Linked DNA regions of Homo sapiens: region 1 is linked to region 2. Evidence: chromatin loops called from intact Hi-C (ENCODE). Cell type or tissue: CD4-positive, alpha-beta T cell. All regions are shown on one strand. Links, peaks and the distances in the headings refer to the core of each region. The heading gives the core; the rest is flanking DNA.

Region 1 (2,913 bases), core at 233-2,732, 210 kb after region 2:
CCCACCTACAACATTTGTGTTCTGTTCCTGGAACAGCGCCATGGGGCAAGCGTGGCTGGAAGATGTTCCACACCTTACTGCGAGGGATGGTTCTCTACTTCCTGAAGGTAGGAAAGGAGCCAACACCCCTGTCAGAATGGGAGACTGAGAGAGGCCCAGAACAGTCTGGAGGGTGGGCAGCTGATGATAACCTCTTCTCTGAGCCCCTGTGACTGGTAGCAGGGAGAAGACCACTGTCTGGAGGGGGAGAGCTTGGTGGGGCAGATGGTGGATGAGCCCGTGGGGGTGCACCACTCGCTGGCCACCCCCGCCACGCATTACACCAAGAAGCCGCACGTCTTCCAGCTGCGCACGGCTGACTGGCGCCTCTACCTCTTCCAGGCACCGTAAGTCCCTGGGGTGGGAGACTGTGGCAAGGCCTTGCCCTGCCCTAGTTCTCTCTCCCCTGACCCTGCTGACACCTGAGGCTTGTGGGCCCCAGGGGGTCCTGGTGGGAATGGCCGTATGATCAGAAATTCTTAGAAAGCGGCAGCAGGAAGAGGAGCTGGGGACCAGGGATGAAGCCCAGGCATCGCCTACTTCCTCCCCATCCTTGGCCAACTTTGCCAGCACAGTATGCCTTTTCCTTGTCAGTGGGATAAAGCCTCCCAGTTCAGAACACAGGATTCCGGGAAGTTGCTAATGATTGACCATATCTGGCATTTGTTATGAAATCTGTCACCTTCTCAGATTGTCCTCTTTATTTTTTATTGTTTATTTTTGAGACAGAGTCTCGCTCTGTCGTCCTGGCTGGAGTGCAGTGACTCTCACCTCGGCTCACTGCAACCGCCGCCTCCCGGGTTCAAGCGATTCTCATGCCTGAGCCTCCCGAGTAGCTGGGATTAAAGGCGGGCGCCACCGCGCCTGGCTAATTTGTGTATTTTTAGTAGAGACGGGGTTTCACCCTGTTGACCAGGCTGGTCTCGAACTCCTGACCTCAGGTGATCCGCCTGCCAAGGCGTTGCCACCGCACCGGGCCTCCAAATTTTCCTCTTTATTGATAAGAAATGCCACGGTCAGAGGTCGGGTGCCCGGCTAGTGGCAGGGCTGTAACTATGGGAGGCTGAGTTCTGAGCAGCTGGCCAGCTGTGCAAGCAGCCACAGGAGGGGGCGGGAGGAGGGTGACAGGACGGACTCTGTGTCCCCGGGGACCAACGACCTCCTTTGCCCCAGCACTGCCAAGGAGATGAGCTCCTGGATCGCGCGCATCAACTTGGCTGCGGCCACGCACTCCGCGCCGCCCTTCCCCGCCGCTGTGGGCTCCCAGCGCAGATTCGTGCGGCCCATCCTGCCCGTGGGCCCCGCCCAGAGCTCCCTGGTACGGCCTCCGGGAAGGGGTGGGGTCCGGCGGAACTGGGAATGTGCACCTGGAGCCCCAGGACTAACTCGGGGAGGCTGGAGGCGGGCTGCGCACTTGGCCTGGGAACCGAGGCGGCCAGGGGGGCGGCGCGCCCGGGCCCGGAAAGCGGCGGAGGGGACGCCCGGGACAGCGCCCCTCACCGCCCGCTGCTCGCAGGAGGAGCAGCATCGATCCCACGAGAACTGCCTGGACGCTGCCGCGGACGACCTGCTGGATCTACAGAGGAACCTGCCGGAGCGGCGGGGCCGTGGCCGCGAGCTGGAGGAGCACCGCCTGCGGAAGGAGTACCTGGAGTACGAGGTGAGCGGCCGAGCCCACCTCCCCGCCGCTGCGCAGCGCCCTCTCCGCCCTCTCGTGGCCGCCTCGGTCCCTGCAGCCGTCACTGCCCTGACCGCGCCGGGGCGGGGAGAGGCGCTTGCGTGCGGGCGGGGCCCGCGTGCGCCGTCTGCAAAGGGGCGGGGGCTCCCACATGGACACCCGCGTGCACGGGCGTGCACAAAGAGTGTGTGTCCCCACGCACTTAGGCCTGTCGCCTCTCGTCCTGGGGGCACATAGCAGCTGCTTGTCTGGAAACACCCATAGCAGATGTTATTTTACAGTTTTCTTTTCTCCTAAGAGTATATTTGGCTTTTCCCAAGTTGAAGGGAAAACTGTATTTCAGCTCAACTGTTCCTTCTAATACCTACCAAATATTAATAGGTAGTATGGATGGAGCTTGTCTTCCTTGCATGGATTGTCTCATTCAATTAACAGCTCTGGGTAGGTCCTGTTATCCTCATTTTACAGATGAGGAAACTGAGGCACAGAGAAATTAAACTACTCTTCCAAATCTGGTAAATTTACATGCTGCTCTAAATGCCCCGTTTATGGTCTTAACTAAGAAATGACCGTGTTTTTTTGTTTTTGTTTTTGTTTTTGAGACAAAGTCTCGCTCTGTCGCCCAGGCTGGAGTGCAGTGGCTCGATCTCAGCTCCCTGCAACCTCCGCCTCCCAGGTTCAAGCGATTCTCCTGCCTCAGCCTCCCGAGTAGCTGGGATTACAGGTGTGAGCCACCACACCTGGATAAGTTTTGTATTTTTAGTAGAGACAGGGGTTCACCATGTTGGCAAAGCTGGACTTGAACTCCTGGCCTCAAGTGGTCTGCCTGCCTCAGCCTTCCAAAGTGCTGGGATTACAGGTGTGATCCACTGCCCCGGCCAGTAATGACTTTGTTGACTCTACAGCCCATGTTGAAATGTTTTATCCCTTAGTCTCCCCCAACCCTCACCCATCCACCCACACTCCCCAATTCTGCTTTGGTGTGACGTCAGTTCATCTGGGATCCTAACACTGGGTGCCTGCTTCAGGGATCCTGGGTGCCTGCTTAGGGTGAGGGCCCACTGGGCAGGAAGGGTAGGTGAATGCAATGTGAAAATAGAGGGAATCAGAGGCCACCCAGAGGCAGAGACCAGGAAGTGGGAGTCAACATCGCCTCCTGCCTGTCCCCGCTGTGCCCGCATGCAGCCCTCTGCCTG
Region 2 (2,913 bases), core at 172-2,671:
GATGTGGGGCTGGTGTGAGGTGCAGGGAGAGTAAGTGCCAGGACCTTGGGTGGGAACAGCTTGGTGTCTTGGAAGGCAAAGAAGAAGACAGGTTGGTGGGGGCAGAATGAGCATGCAGGAGAGTGGTAAGAAGGCAGGGCAGCAGGTAGGCAGGAGCTGGGTGGCGTAGACCCTGTGGGCTTTGCCGAGGAGTTTCACTGTAATAACAATAGAAAATCATGCAAAAGGGTATCATAATCTTATTTATTTACTTCAGTTTAAAGTTCACTTACCTGCCTTATGGAGAATGATTATTAGAGAATAGAGTAGGTTCAAGGAGAACATTTAGAAGGTCACCCTAATTGTCCAGGTGAGAGAGTGATGGCCTGGATTGGGGTTGATGCCATGTGTGGAGTGCAAGAAGTGACTCGATTCAGGAAATATTTTGGTATTTTGGAAATAGAGTCCACAGGCCTTGCTCCTGGGTTAGATGTTAGGGGATCAAAAAAAGAAATGTCAATAATGACTCCTAGGTTTCTGGCCACCCAAAGAATCAGATTAACTGGAAGCCATTAATTGAGTAAAGGAATCCTGTGGGAGAAGAACTTCTCACTCAGGGTGGAATGTGGCTGAATTACAGATCATTTCTGTGTCTCTCTTGAGATCTTGAACACTTGCAATTTACTTAGAAATACTTATTTTACCTAAATATACAATGCATGTACATACAAATATATAGACATACAGAATATAGTTCCATATACAATATAGAAGGCATTTTTTGATTGCTCTATTTACCTTCTTCCTTTGATACAAATCCTTTGATTTGTTAGACCCTCTTGGGTCTTTTTCATTGGTATTTATCTTTCTCATATATGTGGCAATTAGTCAGAAATTCATACCCTAACCTGGCTGTCCTTTGTCACGCCGGTGGTTCTTGCAGGGTAGTGACTCTCACTGTTGTGGTATTGGTAAGGGAGGTAATTTCCAATTTCTTCCTCTTCCTAAGGGTCACCTCAGCCTCTTGTGTGAGAAGAGTTCTAACTTGTTGTTCAAGTGTGGCTGCTTGTTCATTAAACTCTCCCTTGTAAACTTCCTACACCATCTCTGGATTTGAGGGTGGGGGCTTGGAAGGTAAAATTTCATGTATGTTTACTCTGCTGCTCCTTCAAAATGTGTGTTTCTCTAGGCCTGCTCTAATAGATGGATAAGGTTTTCTGGAACTTTGGAACATTTATTGAATTATTATGAATAACCTTGAATATCTCAAACAGCTTCTGTTTCTCCTAATGGGTACTTGTTCTGACATTTCAGGAGCAGAAGATCATGGATCTGTATGGCCAACCCGAGCCCGTGAAACCCTTCCTTTTCTACCGTGCCAAGACTGGTAGGACCTCCACCCTTGAGTCTGTGGCCTTCCCGGACTGGTTCATTGCCTCCTCCAAGAGAGACCAGCCCATCATTCTGACTTCAGAACTTGGGAAGTCATACAACACTGCCTTTGAATTAAATATAAATGACTGAACTCAGCCTAGAGGTGGCAGCTTGGTCTTTGTCTTAAAGTTTCTGGTTCCCAATGTGTTTTCGTCTACATTTTCTTAGTGTCATTTTCACGCTGGTGCTGAGACAGGGGCAAGGCTGCTGTTATCATCTCATTTTATAATGAAGAAGAAGCAATTACTTCATAGCAACTGAAGAACAGGATGTGGCCTCAGAAGCAGGAGAGCTGGGTGGTATAAGGCTGTCCTCTCAAGCTGGTGCTGTGTAGGCCACAAGGCATCTGCATGAGTGACTTTAAGACTCAAAGACCAAACACTGAGCTTTCTTCTAGGGGTGGGTATGAAGATGCTTCAGAGCTCATGCGCGTTACCCACGATGGCATGACTAGCACAGAGCTGATCTCTGTTTCTGTTTTGCTTTATTCCCTCTTGGGATGATATCATCCAGTCTTTATATGTTGCCAATATACCTCATTGTGTGTAATAGAACCTTCTTAGCATTAAGACCTTGTAAACAAAAATAATTCTTGTGTTAAGTTAAATCATTTTTGTCCTAATTGTAATGTGTAATCTTAAAGTTAAATAAACTTTGTGTATTTATATAATAATAAAGCTAAAACTGATATAAAATAAAGAAAGAGTAAACTGAAATTAGCAAGAGTAGTTGAATAAAGCCATTGCAGTGGGTAAACCTGGGACTGGGGCTTAGCTGGGGACAAAAGGGCCTTCCTTGGTGGATAGTGATGGGGTGGGGGTGAGAAATTCAGTATGTAACAGGGCTCTGCTGTTTGGCTCCTTTCTTTATGGTCGAATAGCCTTGGTTTTTCCCTGCTTCCTCTAGTCTTTTCCTTTTAGACCATCTCACCATTCACATACTTTTTTCAAAAACTTCAGTAAAGATGTCTTTTTTTTCTTCTTGGAAGAGAAAGCCTTGCTTTCCCAACAGCCACCTTTAGAAGATATATTCTGACGAAATTAAATAACTGACTGATATAGTTTGCATGTTTGTCCTCGTCCAAATCTCATGTTGAAATGTAATCCCCAGTGTTGAAGGTGGAGCCTGGTGGGAGGTGTTTTGGTCATGGGGGTGGATCACTTGTGGCTTGATGCTGTCCTCACCATAGTGAGTGGGTTCTCACAAGATCTGGTTGTTTAAAAGTGTGTGGCACCTCCACCCTCACTCTCTCTGTTGCTCCTGCTTTTGCCATGTGATGTACCTGCTCCCCCTTCACCCTCTGCCATGATTGGAAGCTTCCTGAGGCCTCCCTAGACGCCAAACAGATACCAATACCAAGCTTCCTGTAAAGCCTGCAGAACAGAACTGTGAGCTAATTAAACCTCTTTTCTTAATAAATTACCCAGTCTTGGCTATTTCTTTACAACCATGAAAGAACGACCTAACACACTCACTGTGGGTATAATTGTAGAAATATAT

Evidence for each region. A loop is a pair of places that touch in the nucleus more often than their neighbours do. Peaks named below come from ENCODE experiments on the same cell type or tissue, not always from the same donor. Only the 100,000 strongest peaks of a DNase experiment are listed, where the experiment ranks them.
Region 1: a loop joins it to region 2, with 2.6 times the contacts of the local background. A loop is called at or near these places in 3 of 110 quality-filtered maps.

The regions. Positions count from the first base shown.
Region 1 is chr2:113,197,528-113,200,440 of GRCh38, forward strand. PSD4 (pleckstrin and Sec7 domain containing 4) reads left to right here. Exons shown (of 17, transcript NM_012455.3): 13 at 37-107; 14 at 220-386; 15 at 1,213-1,357; 16 at 1,556-1,699. Among named protein-coding and RNA genes, the nearest start is that of PSD4, 25 kb to the left of the region's middle. RefSeq lists a silencer at 1,662-1,951. In CD4-positive, alpha-beta T cell, for the core only: CTCF peaks have their summits at 1,731 (motif pointing left) and 1,931; a DNase peak (open chromatin) is centred at 1,794.
Region 2 is chr2:112,983,547-112,986,459 of GRCh38, forward strand. It overlaps IL36G (interleukin 36 gamma), which reads left to right. Exons shown (of 5, transcript NM_019618.4): 5 at 1,294-2,112. The coding sequence ends at 1,503. Among named protein-coding and RNA genes, the nearest start is that of IL36G, 7.0 kb to the left of the region's middle. In CD4-positive, alpha-beta T cell, for the core only: CTCF peaks have their summits at 1,520 and 1,737; a DNase peak (open chromatin) is centred at 1,745; H3K27ac peaks cover 574 bases.